Linked DNA regions of Homo sapiens: regions 1, 2, 3, 5, 6 and 7 are each linked to region 4. A link is a contact called in ENCODE Hi-C or POLR2A ChIA-PET data. All regions are on one chromosome and are shown on one strand. Each heading gives the region's core, a stretch centred on a gene start or an enhancer-like site at or near the end of the contact. The rest is flanking DNA. Distances are from core to core; before and after follow the strand shown. Region 1 overlaps ARID5B (AT-rich interaction domain 5B). Region 2 has its middle 75 kb from the start of LINC02621. Region 3 overlaps ARID5B (AT-rich interaction domain 5B). Region 4 has its middle 71 kb from the start of ADO. Region 5 overlaps ARID5B (AT-rich interaction domain 5B). Region 6 holds the start of ARID5B (AT-rich interaction domain 5B). Region 7 overlaps LOC107984238 (a long non-coding RNA gene).

Evidence for each region. A loop is a pair of places that touch in the nucleus more often than their neighbours do. ChIA-PET counts read pairs that join two places held with the same protein, here RNA polymerase II (POLR2A). Pooled maps may share reads with other maps.
Region 1: a map of naive thymus-derived CD4-positive, alpha-beta T cell shows a loop between it and region 4 (6-fold over the local background). The contact joins two enhancer-like sites. A Hi-C loop is called at or near these places in 1 of 168 maps with a recorded cell type or tissue (naive thymus-derived CD4-positive, alpha-beta T cell) and 8 of 50 pooled maps. POLR2A ChIA-PET finds 5 or more read pairs at or near these places in 1 of 52 experiments (activated naive CD4-positive, alpha-beta T cell).
Region 2: a map of naive thymus-derived CD4-positive, alpha-beta T cell shows a loop between it and region 4 (6-fold over the local background). The contact joins two enhancer-like sites. A Hi-C loop is called at or near these places in 1 of 168 maps with a recorded cell type or tissue (naive thymus-derived CD4-positive, alpha-beta T cell) and 9 of 50 pooled maps. POLR2A ChIA-PET finds 5 or more read pairs at or near these places in 1 of 52 experiments (activated CD4-positive, alpha-beta T cell).
Region 3: a loop to region 4 is called in a pooled map, with 6 times the contacts of the local background. The contact joins two enhancer-like sites. A Hi-C loop is called at or near these places in 5 of 50 pooled maps. POLR2A ChIA-PET finds 5 or more read pairs at or near these places in 2 of 52 experiments (HEK293 and activated CD4-positive, alpha-beta T cell).
Region 5: a loop to region 4 is called in a pooled map, with 6 times the contacts of the local background. The contact joins two enhancer-like sites. A Hi-C loop is called at or near these places in 1 of 37 single-sample maps with no recorded cell type and 10 of 50 pooled maps. POLR2A ChIA-PET finds 5 or more read pairs at or near these places in 1 of 52 experiments (activated naive CD4-positive, alpha-beta T cell).
Region 6: a pooled map shows a loop between it and region 4 (13-fold over the local background). The contact joins the promoter of ARID5B here to the enhancer-like site in region 4. A Hi-C loop is called at or near these places in 10 of 50 pooled maps. POLR2A ChIA-PET finds 5 or more read pairs at or near these places in 2 of 52 experiments (HEK293 and activated naive CD8-positive, alpha-beta T cell).
Region 7: POLR2A ChIA-PET joins it to region 4 with 13 read pairs in activated CD4-positive, alpha-beta T cell. The contact joins two enhancer-like sites. POLR2A ChIA-PET finds 5 or more read pairs at or near these places in 2 of 52 experiments (activated CD4-positive, alpha-beta T cell and activated T-cell).

The regions. Positions count from the first base shown.
Region 1 is chr10:61,986,794-61,990,515 of GRCh38, reverse strand. All of the region lies in intron 3 of ARID5B (AT-rich interaction domain 5B), which reads right to left. Among named protein-coding and RNA genes, the nearest start is that of ARID5B, 87 kb to the right of the region's middle. RefSeq lists enhancers at 2,104-2,353, 3,454-3,593, 3,593-3,722. Within about 2 kb of position 2,400, at least 7 of the 41 ENCODE cell types and tissues checked have a DNase peak (open chromatin) inside an H3K27ac peak, as active enhancers do.
Region 2 is chr10:62,182,276-62,186,486 of GRCh38, reverse strand. It overlaps a transcript of RTKN2 not described here. Among named protein-coding and RNA genes, the nearest start is that of LINC02621, 75 kb to the left of the region's middle. Within about 2 kb of position 2,951, at least 5 of the 41 ENCODE cell types and tissues checked have a DNase peak (open chromatin) inside an H3K27ac peak, as active enhancers do.
Region 3 is chr10:61,938,478-61,942,072 of GRCh38, reverse strand. It overlaps ARID5B (AT-rich interaction domain 5B), which reads right to left. Exons shown (of 10, transcript NM_032199.3): 3 at 1,665-1,890. Among named protein-coding and RNA genes, the nearest start is that of ARID5B, 39 kb to the right of the region's middle. RefSeq lists an enhancer at 1,815-1,944. Within about 2 kb of position 2,167, at least 9 of the 41 ENCODE cell types and tissues checked have a DNase peak (open chromatin) inside an H3K27ac peak, as active enhancers do.
Region 4 is chr10:62,731,539-62,735,434 of GRCh38, reverse strand. No RefSeq gene overlaps it. Among named protein-coding and RNA genes, the nearest start is that of ADO, 71 kb to the left of the region's middle. Within about 2 kb of position 1,899, at least 6 of the 41 ENCODE cell types and tissues checked have a DNase peak (open chromatin) inside an H3K27ac peak, as active enhancers do.
Region 5 is chr10:62,044,064-62,047,763 of GRCh38, reverse strand. The region is part of intron 4 of ARID5B (AT-rich interaction domain 5B); the gene reads right to left. Among named protein-coding and RNA genes, the nearest start is that of ARID5B, 140 kb to the right of the region's middle. RefSeq lists enhancers at 166-225, 1,016-1,155, 1,286-1,335. Within about 2 kb of position 1,928, at least 10 of the 41 ENCODE cell types and tissues checked have a DNase peak (open chromatin) inside an H3K27ac peak, as active enhancers do.
Region 6 is chr10:61,900,070-61,903,949 of GRCh38, reverse strand. It overlaps ARID5B (AT-rich interaction domain 5B), which reads right to left and starts at 2,251. Exons shown (of 10, transcript NM_032199.3): 1 at 2,220-2,251; 2 at 1,537-1,791. The coding sequence starts at 2,240. RefSeq lists silencers at 500-819, 3,560-3,729 and an enhancer at 2,059-2,561.
Region 7 is chr10:63,680,032-63,683,857 of GRCh38, reverse strand. All of the region lies in intron 2 of LOC107984238 (a long non-coding RNA gene), which reads left to right. All of the region lies in intron 1 of LOC124902438 (a long non-coding RNA gene), which reads right to left. Among named protein-coding and RNA genes, the nearest start is that of REEP3, 160 kb to the right of the region's middle. Within about 2 kb of position 1,378, at least 4 of the 41 ENCODE cell types and tissues checked have a DNase peak (open chromatin) inside an H3K27ac peak, as active enhancers do.

The DNA of each region.
Region 1 (3,722 bases), core at 1,151-3,650, 750 kb after region 4:
TCCAAAGGATAAGAGCAGTCATTTCATTAGTTCACCACAGGCTCTGAACCAATGACACTTCCTAAAAGGCTGAAGGAATCTGGAGAAGGTTATCTGCCCAACATGACTGTAGCCACTGCCTGGCAGGCCTTTTTTAGACAAAGGGTCATGTGGTTAGGCAGTCATCTCATTTTAGTGACTTTAAAAAATAAAATAATCTCGCCACTTGAGGAGTTTGTCCACCATGCTCTAAGTGCTGAGCCACCTCTGCAACTGCACTGACTTCTGGGAGCTAACATCTGTGTCAAGAGCACTTTTATAGGTTGCATTGTTTTCCTTCACCTTACCGCAGGGCTTCTGGGGCAGCTCAACAAGGAAAGAAGGGAAAAGGCCTCTTGCCTCTGTCAGTGACTCATCTTAAATCAGTGGTCTTCAAAATGGTGAATCTCTCCTTTGAGGGTACGAGAAGACTTTTTAAAGGGAACCTACATAGGGATGGGGCAGATCTTCAACTTAGATACTACTCCACTCCCTAATGCATCTGCCCAAGAATGAGCCAGCAATCAGAACAGCCCATCTCCTTCTTCACCCATCCTCCATCCCTAGTCCTATTATGAGCACTAAAGAGTCAAATCAAAGTATTGGTTTTGGAGATGCTTCCTTATTGATCTATCAAGGAACCTCAAGCCATAGCCTTTTGATCTTTCCCTTTTTGCACATAGTTCTGTTCAAGAGGAAGCTTAGCATTAGAAATAGAGTACTTTGGCCTGTGTTATGATGCTCTAAATTCAGAAAAGCCAAACTAATAAAGGTTAACGATGCTGATCCATTAAAGTGTAGCTGGAATGCACGGCAAGGCTACCAGATTTTTTGACATAAACTGCATAAACCTATGCATAAAAATTTTAGATAATTTATTTTAGAACTGTTGTGCTTTATTAAACACAGATTTAAACTTCAGATTTTTATCAAATCATATGTAATATGTCTTCTAATTATAGTTAATCACCATCTTATTTCATTTCCTATCATGTTTAACATTTTTTACTTATTAACACAAAATTTATTCAAAACATGATTAAAAATGTAGATGTCCACTTAAAACTGGGCAAAGGAATACATGGATTATTTTTTTCAAAAATCTTTTAGAGCAGCATTATTCAATAGAAACACAATGTGAGCCAACTTGTAATTAACACATTGAAAATGTAAACAGAAAACAGGTGAAATTAACTTTAGTAAGCTATTTTATCTAACCCAGTATATCCAAAATATTATTTTAACATGTGATCAATAGAAGTGATTACTGGCCGCACACGGTGGCTCACGCCTGTAATCCCAGCACTTTGGGAGGCTGAGGTGGGCGGATCTTGAGATCAGGAGATCGAGACCATCCTGGCTAATACAGCGAAACCCCGTCTCTACTAAAAATACAAAAAATTAGCCAGGCATGGTGGCACATGCCTGTAGTCCCAGCTACTTGGGAGGCTGAGGCAGGAGAATCACTTAAACCCAGGAGGCAGAGGTTGCGGTGAGCCGAGATTGCACCATTGCACTCCAGCCTGGGCGACAGTGCAAGACTCAAAAAAAAAAAAAAAAAGTAAAAGAAAAAAAAAGATTACTAGTGACATATTTACATTATTTTTTCATAGTAAGCTCTCAAAATATAGTGTGTATTTTACATTTATAGCATCTCTTGAAGTGGACAAGACACATTGCAAGGGCTTAGTTGTCACAGGTGGCTAGTGGCTACCTTATTGAACAGCATAGCTCTCTTTAGAGCGTCTGCCTGAAAAGAAATTTTAAAATCATTGTGTCCTGGGTCCGAAGAGGCACTTGGGAAAAATGAGGTTGTTCTGTGTACAGGTTCCTTTTGGCCAACTATCTTGAGATAAGATGTTCTGAAATATAGCTAGGAGAGGAGAACAGAACAGGAGGAAAAGCCTCACAGTGCCTGTTATTTCATTGTTCTGATACCCCAAAGCCCCAACAAAGACCCAAAGTTAGCAAGTATAGTTATTTTAGTAGAGATTCTCGCTTGCCACCTTTGGTTTCTGGTGAATAACAAAAATCAATTCAAAGTAAAATAATAATCTCTTAAAAGCTTCAACTGTTAAGACCTGGTGAGAGCCCTCTCCTCTGGGTTAAACATATCCTTCTGCTGTAACCAGCTACAGGTTCACTTGGTGCCATGTCCACAAAACCATCTGCTCTGTTTTCTGTCATGACACCCAGTTGTTCAGAATGGATATTTCTTTCTTTCTTTTTCTAGTGTGCACATTACTAAAAGTAATTTAACAGCTGAAAGAGATACTTATGAAACCTACTGGAAACTGAAACCACTATTTAATCTCACGGCAAAGCAGTCATATAAAAACTCCGGCACCTTCTAATGTGCTGTCACAGTGCACCATGGAAGAACATCATTGAAAGCTGATGATACAGATGTGCTCTGTTTTACTTCCTTTTTGTACAGGGTTAGTACTGAGTAAGCTGATGTAAGACAGGAGGAGGATGGCTCTAGTTTAGCCACCTTTCCCAAAGTACCTACCATCTGCTGAAAATCATTTCCACAGCAAATATCCCCTTTTCCCCAATCTCTAACATCCAAACCTACCTCTCTTTTCTCATAAAAGACAATAAACAAATTGCTCGTGACTACTATATTAATTCCAGTGATAGTTCTGTGGTTTCATACCATGAGTTACCAGTGCTACAGATCCCTGTTTCTGGGTATCTCTCAGATATTTCTTTAAGGTTATTTCTGTTTGAAAGGGTTGGCAAACTATGGGCCAAATTCAGCCCAACACCTGTTTTTGTAAATAAAGTTTTATTACAACATAGTCATGCACATTCATTTACATATTGTCTTTGGCTGCTTTTACACTACGACGGCACAGTTGTGTGATTATAGAGTGGTGCATTTGCCTCAGAGACCTTATGGTGCACAAATCTAAAATATTTACTATCTGGCTCTGCTGACCCTTGATCTAGAGAATATAGTCTTGCTGCCAGAAATCTGCTATTTTGGATCACGAATATCAGCTTAATTTCTAAGATACAGTTACTCTGTAACACTTGGCTGCATTTACTTGTTCAAGCTGGACTCTCCTTTCCAGAATATGGGTTCTTTGAAGGGCAGGAGCTAGGTCTGTAGCATGTCTGAATTCCTAACACCCTGGAAACAAGCGAAGCACATGATAGATTTTTAATTAATGTTGGTTCTTTTTCTGGTTATTCACTGTCCCTCTGTTCTCATCCTACTCCCGGATCTATTACCCATTCTTTCTTCCTTGCTCTGTGACCCCTGAATGTTGTATCATTGGGCTCCCTCATGGGCTGGCTGGCTTCTGCTTGTTCAGCCAATGGGAGACACCTAACAGATCGCATGTGGGAAAGAGTGAGAAGTTGTCATATTTCTTCTCTGCCCCATCTCTGCTTTGGCCTGGCAGCTCTGGCCAAGGCCACAGCTCCACCCTGACGGCAGCTTTCACCAGGTAGCACTATGTCTTCCTCTTGCTTCTTACTAGTGCCCAGATGTCTTCATGGTTCTTTTCACCCTAACCCCATCTCTATAGTCTTCCTTTGGTTCCTTTTGTTAAGCCTTGGGTTCCCAAACTGTAAAATGGACTTAAGAACAGTGACTTCCTGGGGGGTCTTTAACAGTAGTTAAAAGATGCAAAGTAGTCAGGCTAATGTAGCACACAGTGAACGCCCCGTAGGTACTTGTCTGATTATTGCTT
Region 2 (4,211 bases), core at 1,702-4,201, 550 kb after region 4:
TTGCTTTAATCTCCTTTTCATTCCGCTACTGCGTTCTGTCTTCCTCCGTGGTTGAAAAGTCTCCATATTTGTCATCTTCAAAACGAGATAAGGTTCCCTCATCAATCTTATTTTTAGTAAATCACCAGTTTAACTCACCTTTCTTTAGCAAAACCTAACTACATATACAGAAAGGAAACTTTTTTGGAACTTCTCACTCTCTGAATGCATTAAGTAGAAACATTAGCTGAATTGTAAAAAATGCCCCTAATGTAAAACAAAACAAGATGAAATGAAAGCATATACGTTAAGAATATGCAAGACTGAGAGCTCCAGGGCAGGGGAGCCAAGGCATGGAGCAAACAAAGGCAAAGGCACGATAGCCCAGCTCCCTCCCACGGCCCACACCATACAGTCTCCAGCCATTGCAGTGCTGAAAGCACACTGTCCTGGGTTCAAATCCTAGCCTTGCTACTTTCACCGACTGGCCTTTGGCAGTTCAACTTAACTCTTCTAAGGCCCAGGCCCTGTAAAATGGTAATCATAGGACCACTGCAAGAATTCAATAAGAGGTTATATATAAAACCGTAAAATTCCAAGAAAACAGCAAATAATCAATACATGTTAGCTACTGTGGCTATTACTATTATCCCAACCCCAGAGGTTGTTCTGGGCACAAGAAGCACCTGATATACTGTTTTGGAGACTCCCCAAATTGGGGTGGCTGCAAGGTGAGGAGTCAGCAGTCACATGTAACTGTGCCATGAATTCAGATGTCAGGTTAACCGGGTCTCTTCCTAAAGGAACCAAACCAAGAATTTTTTCCTTTGATGTCTCACCATGATTTGAAACTGAGTCAATGTCTTTGCTAAAAGCAATCTTTTTTTTTTGAGACGGAGTCTTGCTCTGTTGCCAGGCTGGAGTGCAGTGGCACGATCTCCATTCACTACTGCAACCTCCACCTCCCGGGTTCAAGCGGTTCTCCTGCCTCAGCCTCCTGAGTAGCTGGGATTACAGGTGCCCGCCACCACACCCAGCTAATTTTTGTATTTTTAGTAGAGACGGGGTTTCACCAACTTGGCCAGGCTGGTCTCGAACTCCTGACCTCATGATCTGCCCACTTCGGCCACCCAAAGCACTGGGATTACAGGCCTGAGCCACCGTGCCCAGCCTGCCAAAAGCAATCTTTGAATCAAAGCTGGAAGAACTGATGCAATCAATATTCCTTAGTTTGGGACTGACTTGGTGCCTGAGTACCAGTCAACTTGGAGGATCTGCCATACAAATTATGAGGGTTTTTTTTTTTTTAACTGTGGAGGTCCTATTTTTGATAGATTATAGAAATAAGGAGTGACAAGTCAAGCTGTCATGAGAGGAGAGTCATCTAAAGTTAGTACTGAAAACAGAAATTTGGCTGGCAAATTAGTTAGAAAAGGGAGGCAGAACAATGGGAAAATTTTTTGCAAGATTTCCTGGGAGTTGGGGATGGTGATGATGGCAGGGGCCCTGGAGTGACCGCTTACCAATTAGTGGTTTACCTGTTAACTTTGGCAGATGTTTTACCAGTGAATGGTAAGATTTCTAATTGAGCTTCAGGCAAGACTGTCTAGTGAAAACTATACTTCTATTTACTCTTCAGTAACTAACAAGGCCTGTTTTTTTCTTTACTTAGTTCTTATTTGAGATCTTGGTTAAGAAATTATAAAATATAAATAGAATATTAGCGACTTGGGTTATTTGGTTGTTGAGAAAGGGTTCTCTAGAGAAAATATAATTTCATAACTGCAGTACTTATTCAATTAGACTAGGAAGGCTCCTCAGAGGTAATCTACTTCAACCTCTTTCTGTAGGCGGAAGCCATGCTCCCAACCAATCATATTCATGAATATCCAGCCTCTGTTTGACATTATTCTTTAAGGTTGTTTGCTTTTAGAATTTTCAGCCCATTTCTTGTAAGTTCCAGTTCTAAGAAAGGCTTTTTTACATATTAAGACAACTCATTTTTCCTGAAACTTGCAATCTTTTCCACTGACTGCCTTTTGTGATTCTGATTGGTGGTGACTTTCTGGTTTTCTCTTTACCTCTGTGGGTGACTAAAGGTGATTTTTTTTGTTTTTCAGAATAATAGTAATCAACTACATAATCTCCAGAAACTGCCAGCAACTTCCAAATTCCTCTTCACATAGCTTCTCAAATACTTCATTAGAACCAGTGTGAAAAATTTAAAATACAATGTGACATTTCTCTAGTAGAATGTAAGCTTCATGAGGGAAAAGACAACGCGTCTCCTTCCTGTATTCCTAGCACCCAGTACGGCACCTGACACATAATAGTGACCTTAGAAGAATATTTAAGAGTCATTGAGTAAACATTTTGTAGAGCTGTCCATGTTTATTTTCCATTCAGTGTTTACCAGGTGTCTGCTATTTGGACAGTCACTTCATTGTTCATTAGTACATGACTTTGGTAAATATATCTCCTGTGAAGAGAAATATTATAACTACTATGGCATTCAACACTGGTATTTCAGTTACTCAACTAATCCACCCACTGATGGAGTGAACCTTGAATTAAATGCTTTGAAGAATAAAGTGAATCTTGATAAAAATCAAAGGCTGAAGAAATCTTGTTTGACAGAAGGCATGAACAAAAATGCTAAAATTAATACTGTTTGTGGAGAAACACTCATTCCACCGCAGACTAAATGGAGTTCATGAGTATCAAAATGCCTATGTGATCAAAAGGCAGAAACAGCTTCTTTTTACTAGGTCTGTTAATATTCCAGGACTCATAATATTGTGCCTACATGAGCACCTGTGTTTGTGGTAACTCAAAGTATTTGAACACCTTATCTCATCCAACCTCAAATTTCCTGTGAGGTATTTAAGCACCGAGAGCTCTTGGTACTGTTTTCAAGATGAAGCAGATGAATTAGAGAGGCTGTTCACACACCAAATTTCACAGAAGCCTATGGAGGAAATGACGGGGAGACTTACCAGTTAACACCCAGTTGCAGAAATCAATGTCAGAGCTTGAAAGGACCTTATAAACCCCTGATCCAATGTGGACTTTCCTAGTAAGACTTCTGTTTGCAGTGACTTGGTTCATTTCACCAACCACAAGAATTTTAAGTAATTTTTAATCATAAAAGTAACATAGAACATAGTAATACATATATACGTACATACATGATACAGAAAGGTATCAAAAAACAAAAACATATATTACTTCCTCCTCTAACATTCCAGTGCCAGTTTCCAAAGATTCCTATTACCCAGAGGTAACCACTGTTAATAATTTTTAATGTATATTTCCAAAAATTTTTTATGCATTTAGAAATGTGTGCATGTGGGTGATGGGTGCACCAAAATCTCAGAAATCACCACTAAAGAACTTACTCATGTAACCAAACACCATGTGGTCCCCCAAAAACCTATTGAAATAAATAAATAATAACATAATAAAGACTTAATAAAAAGTAAAATAAAAATGTGTACATGTATACATACACGCAATGACAGTTGGTCCTCAAATAACATCATTCCATTCAGTGTCATTTCATTATACTGTTGATTGGAAAAAAATTGATTTCTGCCCGGGGCCCCTGTCTGTGTGGAGTTCCCATGTTCTCCCCATGTCTGTGTGGGTTTTCTCTGGGTATTCTGGTTTCCTCCCACATCCCAAAGATGTGCATGTCAGGTGAATTGGTGTGTCTACATTGTCCCAGCCTGTGTGGGTGTGTGTGTGAGGTGCCCCCTGCTAGGGTATGGCGTCCTGGCCAGGGTGGCTTCCGCTTTGCACCCTGAGCTGCTGGGGTGGACTCTGGCCACCCTCAACCCTCATCTGGAATAATTGGGTAATAATTATCTTGTTTTTATTAATCTTTCTTAAAAGTATATATAGTTCGCATTTATTTCAGTGTTTAATATTAGAAGTGTTTTACTCTTTAGAAGTTTGGTGATGTTTTTGTGACCAGAAATATGCCATAGGAACTTAGCTCTTGTTTATATCAATTAGCCTGCAGTAATTTGGTTCCATTGTGTGTTTCCTTAAAGCTGAAGTTTCCAAGTACCTACTGATGACGTTAAGTGAGGACTTAACTTGTGTGTTGCAGCTCCTATTAAATTGCTGCACTTGGAAGCATAGTAGTCATTTCAAACTTTAAAAAGATCTTCTGCTATTCTGTTCCAATTCTGACCTTCTCACAGTTTTATTCATCTAGTAAACACCAA
Region 3 (3,595 bases), core at 918-3,417, 790 kb after region 4:
GTTTCCTGTTTAATTTTTTATTAGTAACAGTATATTCCATAACACACACACACAAAATTAAACAAACAAAAGAAAGGTTTTAATGTTAAGGAAAACATAAGACAATGGTAATACAACTTAGATCATACATTAGGAAAGTAACACAACAGATGTATTATTCAGCATTACCGCAAGTCATAAGACTAGTTATTGTGTGTTCACAAAACTGGGGGGTGTAACAGTATATATAGGAAGATTATCAAAAAACTCTTTGGCTTTAGAAGGAAAACCACTAGTCTAATAATTGTCTCTAAATGTGCAGGTGACAATCAGGCTGCCATATCTAAAATGTTACTGTCTGACATCAACCAAAAGATGCCAGGAAACCGTTGATAGTTAAACTCAAACTGCAAGAAAATATTAATGCTATTCCCAAAACACAGCACAGCTCATCACAAACCAGGGTCACATGAAAGCCACAGTCAGTTACTGGTGTTATTCAGTCTCTTTATGCCAATTAAAATAAATTGCCTAGGTTTGTTGTAATAGTTAAGTTCTGGGTTTAAAAAAAAAAAAACCAGGAAGTTGTCACATTAAGGCGTAAAATAGGACTGCAAAAATCAGCATTGTGCGCAAATGAAAGAAAAAGATGCCTTAATATGTTAAAGTGCAGTTCCTCTTTGCCTAAAGAGGAAATAACTAGTCTAAATCAGAGGACAACAATTTTCGTCTTGGGCAATGCTAGGAGAATAAATCAGTGAATGACACGGGAATACAAACAGAAGAAAAAAAAAAAGCAATGAAAGGACACAAAATGTCACTGGAGAAGAAAGTGTTAAGAAAAAGCAATAGAACTAATTATGAAGCCCCTCCTTTATGCCAGTCAATGTGCTCTACCCCTTCTATCTCACATCTCACAATAACCCTGTAAAGTTCCCCTATTTTTTAGATGGGGAAACTGAGGCTTAGAAGTTAAATTATTTGCCTAAGGCCATACAGCTAAGAAGCAGCAGAGTTAGTATGTAAACACCAATCAGCACAACTACTCCAAAGCCCAAGTTCTCCTTTAAACTTACAGTGGAAGAGGGAAGCAAAAAAAAAAAAAAAAAAAAAAAAAAAAAAAAAAAATATATATATATATATATATATATATATATATATATATATATAGTTGATGGTACCACTGAACACTAAAAGATCAAGCAAACCTATGCCATTGGTTGCCAACCAGTGGATCCCCTGGCTTGACATTGTTCTCTTGCTCCACATTGAGGAACTCATCCCTTTTCCTCAGTTTGTTTTCCACTCAATGTAAAACATGAAATTGGGACATGGTGTTAATAGATGTCATACTACATACTTATAGCAAGTATTTAAACTCTTCATTAATTCAATTTTAGGTGCTCTAATTAAATTGTATGCCTTGACATCACACTGAAAATTGTTTAGAACCACTGTATCACCCCAGCACAAGGGTCCATACATAAAAGGTCCTTTGATCCAACAGGTAACACTCATCCCTTACCCATCCAGTCATCTCTCCATCCATATTCTTAGGACCCTTTGAGGTTAAAGAAATTTGAAATACATTTATATATAAATGATAGTGTTTCCAGAAAAATCTTCAACCGAAAAGTTACTATATACGCCCACACATTAGATTTAAAATTACAAGTCATATTTACCCAGGTCTGCCTTCTCCTTGAGAACGTCTTTGAAGTTGAGTCCACTGTTTAGGGTTGACTGCCTGTACTTCAGCAGAGCTTCCTTCTGTCCATTCCTTCCCAAGGCCTCAGTTTTCACTGGTCCAGCGTGGAAGCCACATCTCCACTTGGAGAAATCAGAATGTACCCACTTGACCAGGTCTTCAAGCTTCACAATCACCTTTTCGGAAACAGCAATGACTTCATCCTACAAGAGGTGGTTGGGGAAGAACAAAAAACGTTATTTATAGGTTTGAGGGAAATGATCCACTCTCCACAAGGCCCATCTGAAATGCCATGTGAGTGGTTTAACCTAATGCAAGGAGACTGTGTGCATTCTGGTGACACAGAATCTTTAGTAACTCACTTCATTTCAATGGTTTTTCACTGCTAGTTGTTTAGTTAAGGAATAATTTTTATGTTTGTTATACAATTAGAAAGTATCCAAAAATAGGACAGTAATTCTAATAAGCCATTTTTAATGTTGGTTGCCCAAGTTCACACTCTACCTAGCTGACCACTTGGGTGAAAGCTAGTTTTTAGGTGTAATTAATTGCAAATGTAAAAAGTGAAAGCTAGATGACTAATGGTGAGCCTGTCTCTACATAAATGGTCTAAGTAAATCTAGGATTCTTGGAACTCTGACTCACCCCCAAATTCCTATGTTTATGGTACATTTTCCCTTGGCTTATACACAAATATTGAATTTAACTTTTGTCCTAAAAATTAAATAAAACTGTGATGTAATCCCAAAAGAAATACTTCATAAATGTTATGTGCTTCCCACTGAAAGAAACTTACACATTCTCATGTTTCTCAAAAACTTTGTAAGCTGAGAAATGAACTGATTTTTTCTTTTAATACAGATGGGGTAGAGGGTGAGAGGGTGAGTGAGGAAAAAGTCTTTGAATTTAAGAAAAGTAGTTGAAATGCAAGTTTCTCCTCTGGATCATAAATTTGAATGTTAAGCATCTCTAATTGCTTCTAGGAAACAACCAACTTTTCTGACTCAGAATTAATTCAGCAAGATCTTTAATAGACATCCATACATGGAACAAAGGGAGGCCCCTTCACCCAAAGATTCTTTGGAAAAGGCTCAAGAAGATCATCTCACTGGGTTTTAAGTTAAGTTATTTAAGCATCTGACATTTCAACTTGAACTGACTTCTTTCATTTCTTTTATTTCACATTTCTGAAGAAAGCTTGGCTGTGAAAACCCCTAAGATTACAAAATCTTAGAAATATTTTTGACAAACAACAACAGGAAGATGTCTCAAAGCTATTAAACAAAAGGAATTCACAACTGATTTTGGCTAATTTTGCTGTTAAACATGACTTTTTCCTCCTCCCCAAACATGACTTTTTCCTCCTCCCCCTGCCCCACCGACACACACACACACACACACACACACACACACACACACACTTCTCCAATTCGAACAAAAAAAGGTTATTAGGGTAAGCTTCACATAATAAGAAGCCCTGGGTTGAGGGTTTTTTTTTTTTTCTGATGTTTTAAGGTAGGATCTAAAATTTCAATTTTCCTCATTGAGTTCCAAGCTGCTTCTGAGAAGAAAGTCTATTAGGCAGCAGCAGAGTAACAAATACTCTATCAAAAATGAAAAGTAAAACTTTAGTAATGGAATCCTTTCCCTTATCATGATTAAATATGAACTACCACTAAATGGGAGACAAAGTGGAAACTGTGTTTCTATCGTGCGCTCAAGAAAAAATTTGAGTACTTTATAAACAATGGGGCCCATTACAAAGTACCATTTCAACGGATGATTTCCCTCAGATTCACCACACCATCCTCTTGAAATAAAAGATCTGTAGTTGTCATGCATTTTATAGCTATTTCATGGTGATTATTAAATGTCAGAATAAAGTCAGGCTAGATATTGTTTCAAAGC
Region 4 (3,896 bases), core at 650-3,149:
TTGACTGCCTGGTGTCATGTGCAGGAAGAATGGCAAAATTGGAGTACTGATTGGGAAGCAGGTAAGCAAAAGTGTGAGACATCCAGAATCACTCAGAAATGGCAGACGTGTCAAACACAGCACAGTGAGGTGAGTAGGTGACTGTCGAAGGCACTGTATGCCTGAGCGGGCCTGAGTGTGATTAAAACTGTCATCAAAGATGAGCTTTGCTGAAACATAACACTATAGTCTATGTAAAGGGTTCAGGTTAAAGCTTAATAAACATATTTCCTTTGCTACTTCATTTATAACGTGGCTGAAAGCTGTCACAGAAGGTTGCCAAAAGATACTTAATAGTTGTCTGATCTCAAGAAACTAGACCATTATAGGTAACTCTGGAGCCAGAATGTCAATAATCTGTCAGGATGACTAATCCCATTTCAATGAATGAGAATGACATTGTTGATTGGCACTGGGCTTGTGAGCTTGGGTTTGGAGGTGGGGAGAGGTGACGCATGTACCACGTATTTGCCAGGACTACCAAGGGACCTTTTTCTGCTTTACTCCATAGTCATATCTAATTTCTAAGTGTTCATTGGCCCCATATAGGCTTCAGGAATTCCTAGTACTGCCTTCCTTGGAGTTTACTGTCATTGGATCGATTAGCAAAGGGTAAATGCATGAAACTTTCCATTTCTCTTTATGCTTGTGTCTATAATTTGGGTAAGATGGCAGGTGATGGTTTGGGGATCTAGGCTGAGGTCTCATGAGCTAAGAGGATTGGCTGATTAGGAGCACATCATGATACACTTGTTTCCTTTCATACCTTCTCTGTTTCTCTCTCTCTCTCTCTCTCTCTCTCTCTCTTTTCTAGGCACCTTGACCTACTTTTGTCCTTAATCTTGCCAAGCACGTTTCCCCCTCGGCCCTTTTACCAGGTATGTTCCCCCAGTAATCTCTCTCATCTGTTCAGGTTTTTTCAATGTTATCTTCTTCATTGACCCCTCTCTCTGAAGTGCTACCCCCTCCCCAGGCCAATCTCAATTCTCTAATCTTAGTTTATTTTTGCTTCATGGTGCTGCTCATTACTACAGAATATTATGTTCAATAGCTCTTTATCTATGTGCAGATTTTCTATCCTCTTCACTAGAGTGCAAGACTTTGAGAGCACAGACTTTGCCTGTTTATTGTTGTATCCCAATGCCTAGACGAGTGCCTGAACATAGCAGGTGTTAGGAAATGTTTGTTGAATGAGTGAATGGAGTGTTGAAAGTAAGGAGACTTTTCTAGGCCAGGGGTTTCCTGCCAAGTCATGTGCCAGCTCCAGAGAGCAATGCTTATGGAGACAAGGCAAGAAGCCACAGCAAGGCGTGTGGTAAGGGCTGGTGGTAAAAGCTGATCTGGGAGCCACAGATCACAGCAGTAGTCAGAAAGCACAGTGTTTTCTAGGAAATTCTGGATCAATGTCAGAATCCAAGTGAATGACAATGACAGCAGATGTGAGTTCCTAGCACAGATAACTCACGGGAGGCACTTTCTCAGATGCGAAGCTTTCCAAATGCTTATTGCTGGAATGGAGCCCACATGGGCCCTGAGAAGCTCTGAGGCTGAGCTCAATTCAGAGGTGGTAAAGTAGTTAACCCAAGGTGGTTGGTGATGGAGGCCTAACTGCTGTGAAGCCATCATTGATGAATCCATTCTGTTCTGCAGAAGAGAGAGCCATGTCTTCCAAACCAGTTCCCAATGCACTATAGCCTCCCTTTACAGATCCTTGTCTCCCAACCCCACCACCCCAAAATACTTTTTTTTTCAAAGAAGTTATGGTGCTGACAATCCCCCAGGGACCAGTGGTCCACTCACTTCTTATGTCGGGGAAATCCACTCGACAGCAAAGGGCTCTGTGCTGGCTGGGAATCCCCACTGCAGCAGCAATCTTTGTGGGGCTGAGCTGCAAACGCTTTTCAGATTTAGCACGCAGCCTCATGAGGAGGAATAGTTGCAGTTGCCTCTGCTGAGAAACAAAGCTGATGACACTGAAACATCTGGGAAATGGGAATATTATTTCTAGAAGATGAAAACAAATGTCCAAGCTGGAAGTGCTGCTGGCACTGACCTTTGTGTGCCTGGTTCTCCCACCCCCAAATCAATTTGTACACTCCTAGGATCTGTGTAGGTGGAAAGACTTTGCTGTGTATTTGTAACTCAGCTCATTATCTGAGGGTAAGAAGAAAAGAGGCTTGGCGTGGCTTTCAGAGGAAGTAAGGTGAAGACTGTTCTCCCCCAAACAACTAAATAAACCACGTAGACCTTTCATGACTCAGAAACCACAGACTCCACAGCTAACATGCATCTATTCATTCTTGTCTACAAGTATTGATTGAGAGCCTGTTGTGTGACTAACACAGTGCTTGGGTTGAGAACGTAATGGTAAAACAAGATTCACTCTCTCCCTTCAAAAGCAGGTAATCCCACTCTAATGTGGTACATTCTACAACATGGAGGCAGTGGAATATAGTAGCAAGGAAGGTAGATTGGGTTTTGCCACTAACTAGCTGTGTGACCTTGGGCAAATCACTCTGCTTCTCTGAGCTTCAATTTTCTCATCTATATTTCAGGGAAATTACCCACGTTATGGGATTTAATAAAGTCATATTTACTATCAATGTTTAGCCTAGGTGCCAATAAATATTAGCTATGGTCTGGTTATGATTTTATGATAAGTGTTATAGAATGCTGTGGGGTACATTTATATATTGAAATATGCTATTTCTGGGCAAATATAACTATGTTCAGGATAAAGCCTAGAAAAAGTTTGAGTAATTGGAGGTGCTATGTTTTGCTTCTTGCTTGAGAGACCCTCTCTCTGAGTCTCTCTCCTTTCCCCTTTCCTGGAGCCCTGTGTTCTCTGGATCTCCCTTGGATTTTCTCCACCAAAATTTCCTCTCAGTGGATTGACAGATTGGAAGGAATCTAAGGACAGTATGCACATGGCATTGTCATTGATTTAGAGCATCACCCTTCCTGGAGGTATTCACATCTCACCCAGAAAATAGTGAGGTGTCAGTAAAAACTGCCTTCTGAAAGTAATTAAAGAGTTTGGTATTTGCATAGGGAGAGACAAATTGAGAGGGAAAAGTTCCAGAAACAGACCCATGAATACATGGAAATTTGGTTTATAACAGAGATGGCAACACAAATCTGCAGAGAAAGAGTGAACTACTCAAGTGCTGGGATAATTAGCTATGGAAAAAAAGAAATATCCCTATGTCATACTCTATACCCAGGTAAATTACAGATGGAATTAAGACCTCAGTATGAAAGGGAAAGTTTAAAACTTTGAGTTGCAAACATAGGGCACTTTAAAACATCAGAGCTATGTCTCAAAAGGCATACATCCAAAGGAAGAGACTTATATTGAAATATTATACTTGTGTGCCAACAAAGACACAATAGAGAGTTAAAATATAAGCTGCAGACTGAAAGAAGATACTTATAATGCCTACAGATAGCAAAAATTCTTGATACAGATGTATGTTTTAAATTCCTACAAATTAATAGGAAAAGATAATCCAATAAAAATGGACAACTAATATGAACTGGACAGTCATGGAAAAAAGAAAGAAACAACTCAGTCTCATTAATATCAAGTGAAATCCAAATCAAAACCATAGTGTGATATGATTTCAAACCCCTGAGGCTGGCAAAAATGATAATATCTGATAAAACCAAGTTTGTCAAGGATGCAGGGAAACAAATATTCTTATACATTGCTGGTGGGAGTGTAAGTTGGTGAGTCTATGCTGGAGAGTGCATTGGCAATATCTGTCAAAGTTGAAGATGTATATATCCTAAGATTTAGTCATTCTACTTCTAGGTATGTAAGCTAAAAGTCTCTTGCACATGTATACAAAGTGACA
Region 5 (3,700 bases), core at 679-3,178, 690 kb after region 4:
GCTAGGTCAGTGAGTGAAAACAGGTGCATTATGGTGTGCTGGTGGGCAGGAGTGGGATGGGTCTGCGGACTTTAATTCACTCATGTAAGAGACAGCCCCACCTCCTTCCAGCCACCCTGCAAGGACCTACACCTGCCCTCTCCTTGAAAGCTCAGTGCTATGTACTTACTGACAGAACCTAAATCCTAAGACTCCAGAATTAGACCAGCTCTTGTTCTTTAGGTGAGACTGATCTCTACCAAGAAAAAGCTCTGCTAGGGAGAGAGCAGTACCCTTACTGATAGCATATCTGGCTTCAGTCAGTTTTATTAGAAAAAAAACAGTGCAAAGCAATAGACGTACTGTTACTTTTACGTGTGTATATGATTCACTGGCCTGGCTTATCACAGAGTTCAGTAAATGCTCTTTGCATGAATGTTTTCAGTATTATACATGAATAATAAGAGTAGCTAAGTGAATAATAATAGTAGCTAACCATTTCTGAGCACTTTCTCTGTACAAGTCACTCTTCTGAGTGCTTTGCATACAATAATTCCACTAAAACTCACAGCAAGCCAAAGAGGAAGGCATGATCCTTATCCCCATCTTACAGACCAGGAAACTGAGACAGAGATGAAATTACTTGTCTCAGACCATACAAATGGTTACTGGCAGCAGAAGGATTTCAACACAGGCAACTGGACTTTATCCAGAGCCCCTGCTTTAAGCAACTTATCTCTAACAGACACACACACAGACACACACACACACACACACACACAGACACACACACATTGCCTCAAAATGAAGTATTCATACTAACTTGGGCTGGCAGTCACCAGGGAGCTCTCCGCAAATGAAAACACTCAAGTACTACATAGCACGAGGGTGCTGCAGCCCACCCCAGACAGGAAACACTGTCCGACAGAATTGACAGCGAGTGGGGTCCCCTTTAGTCTTGACCCAGCAGTAGGTGGCAAGACTCCCACTAAGGCCAATAAAACTTAGTCAGAGAGCCCTACATATTACCCTCCTTAACCAGTGGGCCACTGACTCTTCTGCCTAATCAGTGAAAGATCTCTGTGGTTTAAAAAAAAAATCTTTCCCCTCTGACTGCCCATCTGTTCCTCTTACTCAGTGCCAAGAAATTAACAACTATTCACCTTTGTGAAGTCACTGCTATTTCTATAGGTGTTAATCCTCAGAGAATCAAGCTACCTCCAGAGCTCCAGGCTACTCTGACAGCTAACCCATGTTTGTTTTTTCTTTTTAAACTCCTTCAAATATTAATGAATTATAGTCTATTTTCTCAACAATATAGCAAAACAAGTTTGTTTTTCTTAAAGGGTCTAGAAGCTGAGTTGCAGACAATTTGTTTATATATTTATTTCACTACGGGTTCACACAAGTTACATGGCAGGGCAGTGCAGGTGTGGGAAACTTTTATGTCAACCCCAACTCTTGCAATAATAATAATAAAACAAAGGGAAATGTAACCAGTTACTGGCAAAGTAAATTGCTTTTGGCTTAAATGTTCCTGTTTTTTTCTACTGTGTTCTTCCTGTCATGACCGTCTCTTTTTTTTAATAGCATTTATGCTCTTGGAAATACCACGAAGATAGATAAACTGCTATAAAAGCTGGATTGACTCATCAGTTAACAACTCTTCCTTCCCATTTTGCAGAGAGACTTGTTGCCAACACAGCTACATATTCTCTCGAGAAATTCTTTGTGAGCTTCCACTCAGAGATAGGATTTACTTGTTGGTAGGGACTGGAATCAGGGGAATGGAAAACCAGCACAATTTTCCTAAGAGTTTGACCCCCGAGGTCAATGTCTAGAGAAGTCGGCGGAGCGTTAACTCATTCGATTTGCAAGTTGCGTGTGTCTTTTAAACACGAGCCAGAAAACAAAACTCCACTGATCACAGTATTAGGGAAGACAAACATTGTTCTATGTATAGTATGCGTTACTGATAATACCCTGCATTTCTGTAATGCTTTTCCTCTGAGGATATCAATTCTCTGGCACATTTTCTTTTCAGACAATAATCTTAAAATACTGGCTGGGCACTTTGGGAGGCTGAGGCGGGTGGATCACGTGGTCAGGAGTTCGAGACCAGCCTGGTTAACATAGTGAAACCCTGTCTCTACCAAAAATACAAAAATTAGCCAGGCATGGTGGTGTGCACCTGTAGTCCCAGCTACTCGGGAGGCTGAGGCAGGAGAATCTCTTGAACCCGGGAGGCGGTGGTTGTGGTGAGCCAAGATCGCACCACTGCACTCCAGCCTGGGCAGGCAACAGAGCAAGACTTCGTCTAAAAAAAAAAAAAAAAAATACCCTGGCAAGTTTCAGCATGGAGCATTGCTCTTTCGGGGGGGAGGAGTAACCTACCCTAATTTAGTTATCATTTACTGTGTTCTATTTTCAATGTTTCCCTTTTAACTATTTGGAAACTTCCTCTTTCATTACAACAAAAATAGAACGAATGTTTTTAAAGTTATTAACGTATGAGTAAAAGACTTAGAAACCAAGAATGGCAGAAGGCTTGATCAAAGCCACTCCTAAAATTTATGGGTGTAATGAAAGAAAGGCATTTCACAGATAATCTCTTACAGAATTTCAGTTTTCAAATATGTGGGGGAACAAAAGAAAACTAGAAGCTCTCAGACCTCATTTTGGCTTTAACTTAAAGCCAATATTTAAAAATTCATAAATAAGTCCCTGAAATTTTTATTTCAAATCCACAGTTATATTTCATATAGTGACCATTGGTATTAAATTTCTATTCAATTGTTTGAATCTTTCTACAAATTCACAAAACACTGATCACATACGAATTTAGGAAATATTCAAGTTTATTTTCATTCTGTTTTCCCAAAATCAGTCTTCCACACCCAACAGAAATGCCTGAGAAGCAATTGCATTGTATGAGATATAAACACACTGGGCCATTGACAAGCACAACTTGATCCTGCGCGACGTTCTAACTCTGATGATGAATTTTGAACAATAGATATGGAAACACAATACTGCAAAAGTTTCATTATTTGGCAATTGTTCTGACAGTTTCCTCTTCAGAGTAATTATTTTTTCTCAGATAAAGGCATTAAAAAGATGAAGCCCTGGTGGTGGCTCATGACTGTAATCCCAGCACTTTGGGAGGTGGGAATATTGCTTGACCGGGAACTTGAGACCAGCTTGGGCAATGTAATGAGACCCCTGTTTCTACGAAAATTAGTTGGGTGTGGTGGCATGTGCCTGTAGTCCTAGCTAGTTGGGAGGCTGAGGTGAGATGATTATTTGAGTTCAGCAGTTTGAGGCTGCAGTGAGCCTAGACTGTGCCACTGCTCTCCAGCCTGGGTGACAGAGTGAGACCTTGTCTCTTAAAAAAAAAAAAAAAAAAAAAGAGCAAATGAACCCAGAGTCTGGAACCCAAATTCTAGAGCCAGATTTAAACACTTTTCATGTTCAAATGTCATCAAGAGCAGACAACCCCAATCACTAATGGATGGATGTGCCCTAGAGAAATTTTACACTCATCACACTGGATATCATGCGATATAAAGACCTGGACTTTGAGTTTCCAAGTGTGCTTTTGCCCAAGTCATACCCCTACACTGCTTGAACCACAAACTACAATTTAGCATTTCCAATGAACTCTGCTCTCACAGAATCCAAGTGCTTGTTCTTCCTCCTGGAAGGGTGAGCAGTTGTGGTG
Region 6 (3,880 bases), core at 1,002-3,501, 830 kb after region 4:
GGACGTCGGGAAATATGAACATTTAAAAACCAAAGCTGGCCGGGGAGGGTGGAGGGGGGAGGTGAGCGGGGAGGTGGGAGGGGCTTATTTCCGAAAAGGCAGATTCGAGGGCGAACGTTTCGACGAACTCCAGTAATTAACCGGCATAGACCACTGACGAGTAATTCGATCCTGGGGAGAGGGAGTGAACTAGCAATGCCAAAAGTACTATCAACTCGATCAAACCGAGGAATTCTGGAAGGACTGGCAGCTCCGAGCCCCGGGATGAGTTAAACGGGAAACCATTCATTTAACAAAAAGATCCTTAGATCCTTACACCTACCTCGAAAGCTCGAGAGCCTGGCACAGCACTAGCTGCCCTCAAAAGTCTGTTTGATTACCCTGCTCTCGCTTTGGCAACACAAAGCCTCGCCAGGCGGCAGTGCGCCCTCCCTCCCCGCTGCGCCGTGGGCACAGACTCCCCAAAATAGTTCCCCTCGGTAGGTACCACGGCGCTGAGGTCGGTCAGCTGAGGAGGGGAGCCCGCAGAACTGCGGTCACACATGAAATGACAGAGCCGAAGGGAGGCGGCCGCCCCGGCGCCCAGTGACAGCGGGCTCACCTCCGGCGTCCTCCCGGGAGCGCGGCGAGCGCCCCCGCGGCCGCCCAGAAACGTGCCGGGGAGGCTCTGTCCCCTCCCCGCCCTCCCCGGGAGCGCCGTCTGGGCACGGAGAACGCTGGACCCGCAGGGCCAGTGGGCGAGCACACACCCCTCTGCCCTCCCCTCCCCCGCCCCCGTCCCACACACCCCCAAAGATCGCGCAGGAGGACGTCCACTTTGCGTGGAGTAATTGCAAACTAGAACATCAAATGGCTTGTCCGGGGGGAGGGGGAGTGGGCGAGAGATAGTTGTTAATGCTTAACGTGTTTGTGCCTGTTACACCACCGCTTTGAAATCCGCCCGGGCAGATCTGCAAGTTATTTGAATGTATTATTCCAGTACCTGTCATTTATCACTTTATTCAACACGTCTTTGCCAACTCAATAGCTTTTGATCTCATTCTGCCTCCATTTCGTAATTTCCGCCCTCTTAAACATATCAAATACTTACTTTGAAAAAAGAACAATATCGAAACCCACCGAAAGAAATCCACCCAGACACGACCGAGCCAGACACGAAGGTAAATTTTCAAAAGGCAAAAAATATAAAAAGCATGTGATGTTCAAGAGGCAATAGCAGGAGAGCAAATGAACACACACACACACATACACACACACACACACACACACACACACATCCTTGAACAAAACCCTTCTCGAACAAGTTATTTGATCTTGACTAAAATCAGCAGTTGGATCCTCTTTGTAAAGCTGACAGCCAAACTCTGACAATGGCAAAATACTCGAGCCCCAGCTAGTGGCGCTACCCCTTTAAAAAAGGAGTCGATCCTGCTTGCCTGCAGAAGTGAATACAGTATTTTCAAGCTTGCCCTGTAATAAGCATTACTAGGGGGAAAAATAATAAAGAAAGAAGAGGGGGACAGACAGGTTTACCACCTCGCCATGGTCGCTATTTCTGCCCTGGGGAGTGTCTTCTGGGAGGAAATAAAGTTTAGAGCTGGATAAAAGTTGCCGGCTGGTCCTCTCTTCCCACAACAGCTGGAGCTCCGCTATGCAAATCGGATCCTTTGGCGTACATCTTACAAAGAAAAAGTCGCCAAGGGACAAAATTCTTGGTTTGCCTTCAAGGTGGAATTGAAAAGCCTTGTAGAAAATGTAAGGTCCGTGCAAGCCACACGGTGAGCCGACCCACTGCAGGGGGGGAAAAAAACACCAAATAAATAATGTAGCCATCAGAGCACAAACATCTATTCCCAGACACATTTACACACAGACATCCACTCTCTTAATACAGACGACCCAACAGATATAACGCTGGGTGGAAAAATAATAGCACCCACAAATTTTCTGCTTCCCTAAAAAAAAAAAAAAAAAAACTCAGGGCCCCCCACCGCCACTTCTACCCACCTCCCCATTTGAGGCGGTAAAATTACATTATGTATGTATGATCAGTGCAGGGATTTTTTTAAACAATAAAAATGATTTTGGGGGATGCAGAGGGTAAAAGTTTGGTGAAAAGTTTGTGGGGGGTGTGGGTGGGTGCAGAGGTGTGGGTGAGCTGGGGGGTTGGGGGGTGCCGGGGGGTGCCGGGATCGGAGGAGCGGAGGAGAGCGAAATACCTGGAGTGAGTTGGGCTCCATCTCGACGTTCTGAATTGATTGAACTCAACATTCTCTCCAAACTTGTTGGCTTGAATGGATTGCATCAGGTCCTGGCAGGGAAACGCATTCTCTGCCTTCAGCCGGCGTAATGTCTCAATATAAAACTGAGCTCTTGCCTCCCTTCGGGCACCGAAATGATTGAAAATATGTCCTAATATTTCTATAACGACTCAATTTTCAGCTCCTGAAAAAACTATGTGGGTTTTCTTCCAAAGATGGATTGATCAAATTCATAATCGAGAGAAAGGCGCCATACGATCTCGGCGGGAAGAGGATGGATCAAGGCAAAAAACACACAAGAAGATTTGTAAAAATAAAAAGCACCCTAAAACTGTGTGGAGATGTGATTCCTCTCTCTCTAACCGCTCCTGTCTGGGATATCGTCTGATGAGATTTTTGGAGGAGAGGAGGGGTAGCGAGCTCCACTGTGCATCTGACAGGACCTGCTTGTATATGTCTAATATAAAGAACATTTCCTGCAGAGATTCCGGGGCGCTGCTCCTCTTTCTAATGCTTCTTAGCAGATTTGCTGTTATTAGACATGTAGATTTGTTTGATAGTTAAATTACGCTTCCTCACTGCCATGTTTTCGAGAACTAATCTGTTAAATTATCTTTTGATGCCTATTTACATGGAAGGGAAAAGTGGGTTATCGATTATATAAACATATAAATATTAATGCATTTGTTCGCTTCGCAAAAAAATACTCAGCAAAAAAAAAAGAGACAAGTGAGCAGTGCACACACATCTTAGGATTTCGCAAACAATATTGAACGGACAGCGACTGCATTTAGGGACTGGAACAATAAACGATGCATGATAAATCAATAAATGCGAGAAGCGAGTCTGCTCAGAATATGAATTCAGGCTCCCGGTTCTGCGTGTGCATTCTTTAATTTTGAAGTATATACACTAGTACGTGTTTACAATGCTGATGGACGCCAAGGGCGCTCTCAAATGATAATGTGTTTATATAACCCAGCGCTACAGGAATAATATACCGACTCCTACCCCACCCCCATCCCCTCCCCCGCCAAAAAAGGGAGGGGAGCTTCCTCAATAATAGTTTGAAACTGAAAAAATCCATTTGCAAACTAGTTAAATACAACCAGAAATTAAGCTGTTGAAAACCGGGGGCATGAACCGTAAGACAATAAAGGCTTTAAATGTGTATATTTATTGTTCTGGAGCCCTGGAGCATTGCGAGGTTTGCATGCACGGCTATTATGCAAACACAGAGAAACTTAAGAGCGACAGAACAAGGAACAGGCAGAGACTGCAAAGCCCTCGCAAGCTCCGACCCAGCTGCCGGTCCTCCGCCAGGCTAGATTGCATTTTCGCAGTGTTGATTTAAAATGGTGTACTCGCTTCCCCCACGTTCCCCCACCCCCTTCCCCGCTCTCCTCCCACTCCTTCCAGCACACCCCCCCTCCAGCTTTTATTATATTGGCACCAATCTTTCCAAAGTGGGTCTGGCATGCTAAAAAAGTAAACATGTACTATATGGGGAATAAGGTCTGTATAGTATGACAGTTGAAACTTGATCTGTGATAAAATTACAGGATGTTGAAATTACTAGTAAGCTATTTTTAACGCTTTCGCAACGTTTCACCTCTAGT
Region 7 (3,826 bases), core at 129-2,628, 950 kb before region 4:
CTACTGCATCGGCTTTCCAGCTTCTAAAATGCTGCTGCTGTGGATTCCCATTGGCATGTGCAACAAAACACAAACTAAGCCTAGGTGTTACACGAAAAATCAAGCGTCTGTTTTGTGTGATTTCTAGGTAGGTTCCTACTGTTCGGTTGGGGAGGCAACCACAGTCTTCTTGTTGCCTTAGGTTTATGCCTTTAATTAAAGATTCCTCTATGTGTAGCTGAAGTGGGAGTGCAGGAAGAATTGAAATTATATCCGTGTATCTTTACCTGACAGTTTATATAACCATATAACTACAGTTTAATTGCTTACATCTTTTGTAGAGCTTAAATATGACATAATTAGTTAATGAAAAGATTGAGAAACCACAGTAAAGTTATGAAGGCATCATCCTGCCTCCCCATAGATAGAGATCTTGAAAACTTCATCTATGTTTAGACAGGGCAGAATCATAGAGTTTGAGACCACAAAGTCCAACACTCTCCTTCTTATTTTCAAGAAAAGGAAACTGTTCAGAGAGTTGACACAATTTATTCATAAACGTTAGTAGCAGAACTAAAATTATCTGCAGAATCTCCTGATTGTGGGTTAAAGTTTTTTTGTTACAGGTCCAAAGCCAGGAGCTAGCGTTTTTTTCATAGTTGACTAAACGGTTTCCCTATATATTCAATTCTTATTTAATTTAGGTTTTTCTCTACTAACAACATTTGCATTTCCTTTTTTTTTTTTTTTTTTTTGGAGACAAGGTCTCACTCTGTCACCCAGGCTGGAGTGTAGTGGCGCAATCTCAGCTAACTGCAACCTCTGCCTCCTGAGTTCAAGTGATTCTCATACCTCAGCCTCCCCAGTAGCTGGGATTACAGGCACGCACCACCATGCTCAGCTCATTTCTTTGTATTTTTAGTAGAGACAGGGTTTCACCATGTTGGCCAGGCTGGTCTTGAACTCCTAACCTCAAATGATCTGCCTGCCTTAGCCTCCCACAGTGCTGGGATTACAGGCGTGAAACCACCACTCCCGGCCAACATTCACATTTCTTAGAGGTCTCAGCAATCACACCCCAAGCAAGAAAAACTAAATTTACACATATTACTTGAAACAGTTATCCAACCAGATATTTTTATGTGAAAAATCTATTCTGAAGTAAGTGACAAATAAGAAAATATTAATCAGTTTCTCATGCTTGATTAATCTGGGCTAGCTCAGGCCTCCTCCTTCACATTATCACTTAGCCAGAGAGATAGAGATCAGATGACTGTACGCCAAGGAAGACCTGGGTTTCATTTGGTTTAGGGCACTCACTGAGTTACTCACTGTTCCTACAGATGGACGTCTTCAATTTTATACTCAGACTTACATTTCCATTCCCTTGGGTGATGTGTTGCAACATCCCCTCTGATTTTCCATGTTGTCTTAGGAACACAGCCTTCTAAGGGATTCAGGAAGCACACACACCAACAAGGATTCAATCACGAACATTCATTCCATTTAAGCAAAGTTGACTCCCTGCCTTTTCTCCTTTGCAAACCAATGTGTGCAATAGCTTATAGATAATTATGCATTCATTTGAAGACTTCAAGAACAGGGGACTCAGGCAGAATTTGTCAAAGCAAAGAAAATGATCAGATAGTTTTCATATCTCAGAGTTTTCAAACTCTGCCAAATAACTCCATAAAAATGTCCAATAAACACACACACACACACACACACACACACACACCGCTGAGCTACTGATAAAGTATTTCTGAATAAGTGAGTCTTCCAGAATGTTTTCACTTGTTATTCTTTTTTTTTCACAGAAAAACTTTATAAAATTCATTTATTTACTTGACTTCAGAAATCTAAACCAAATTTGTAAATACTTGAGTAAGAAGCAGATAGGACAAATGGAGGGAAAGTTCCATTCCTCAGACACATTCTTTAACTTAGCAGCAGCAACACTACCCTCAAACACACACCATTCTCTACTGATTGTGATAAAGGATCTTAAATATTGGATAGTTTGACATTAAATATAATGCTAGAATGTGAAGTAACCAGATTGCAAGATGATTCACAGATCCTTGATTTGTGATTTTATTTTATTTTTTGATTTGTGATTTTAAATGTGAGCATGAGATAATATTTCCGTGGGGCTTTATATTTACCTGTGCCTGACGTGGCCCAGAATTACCTGCCACAGTGAAGACAGGTAAATGGATGCAAATCAGCTGCCTGCCATTAAATTCTTCTGCTTCTCAAAATCATTAGGACAAGTTGGGAATGCAGTACAGCTCAGCCCTGCACTTCCCTTAGTCTAGTCTCTCGGGTTCAGTACAGCGTCCCCAGTTTCCATTCTTCTGGGAATGGAAGACAACATTCCTTTCACAAGAGCCTTCCATTCAGCATGAAGGAAAAATGGAAACCAAGGAATAAACAGATGCATAAAGCTGCATACACTTCTCCTTCCTGTGTTCTTTCTCCTCTGTATCTCCGTGTTCTTGTGAGAGATGAAATCAGAAATAATAGCTCATATAGATGAAGAATTTTATATACCCTGAGCTCTTCACATAGGCTGTCTAGTTTAATCTTTGTACACACAGGAACATTGAGACCATTGTTATCCCTATTTTTTACATGAGAAAATGGATGCTTAGAGAAATTAAGTAACTTTCTCAAGGTCACTCAGCCGGCAGATGGTGAGCTAGATGCAAATCCAGACATCCTAAATCCAGCCATCACCCTTAACCAGTGCCTGACTGGGAATCGCCTCATTTGTTAGATTGTTAGAGCAGCTCCTCCCAGCATCAGTGGCCTACTTTTCGTTAAACTGTAAAATGTTACCTAGTTTTCTGCCTGGCACTATGTTGAGGCCAATTTGGAACCTCTATGAAAGAGATATCTTGAGAAATAATTTTAGTGCACAAATCATAATAAACACATGGATATTTTTCTTTTTAAATCAACTTGATTGAGGTATAATTTTTATACAATATGCACCATTTTCTGTGTATAGGTTGATGAGACAAATGCACATACTCATATACCCTCCATTCCACTGGAGATATACAATATTTCCATCACTCAAGAAATTCCTACCAATGATAGACTAGATAAAGAAAATGTGGTACATATACACCATGGAATACTATGCAGCCACAAAAAAGGATGAGTTCATGTCCTTTGCAGGGACACAGATGAAGCTGGAAACCATCATTCTTGGCAAATTAATACAGGAACAGAAAACCAAACACCACATGTTCTCACTCCTAAGTGGGAGTTGAATAATGAGAACACATAGACACAGGGAGGGGAACATCACACACCGGGGCCTGTCGGCGGGTTGGGGGGCTAGGGGAGCATTAGGAGAAATACCTAATGTAGATGACGGGTTGATGGGTGCAACTAACCACTATGGCACATGTATACCTATGTAACAAGCCTGCATGTTCTGCACATGTATTCCAGAACTTAAGATATAATTAAAAAAAGAAAGAAAGAAAAGAAAAAGAAATTCCCTTGCTGTCTTTTGCAGTCAATCCCCCAACAACCCCCATTTTCCAGCCCCAGGAAACCAATCATCTGCTTCTTGACATTACTTGACTGTACTTGTTACTTTAGACCGATAGAATCACACAATATATACTCTTTTGGTCTAACTTTATTAGCCCAATTTTATCTTTTTTAATATTCATCCATTTTTGCATGCATCAATAATTAATTTTTATTACTGATTAGTTTTCCATTGAGTGAAGATGTTCCAAATTTTTTCATCCATATCATTCATTCAATGATAAACATTTGGGTTGTTTACAGTTTGGGCTATCATGAATAAAGCTGCTAGGATCAT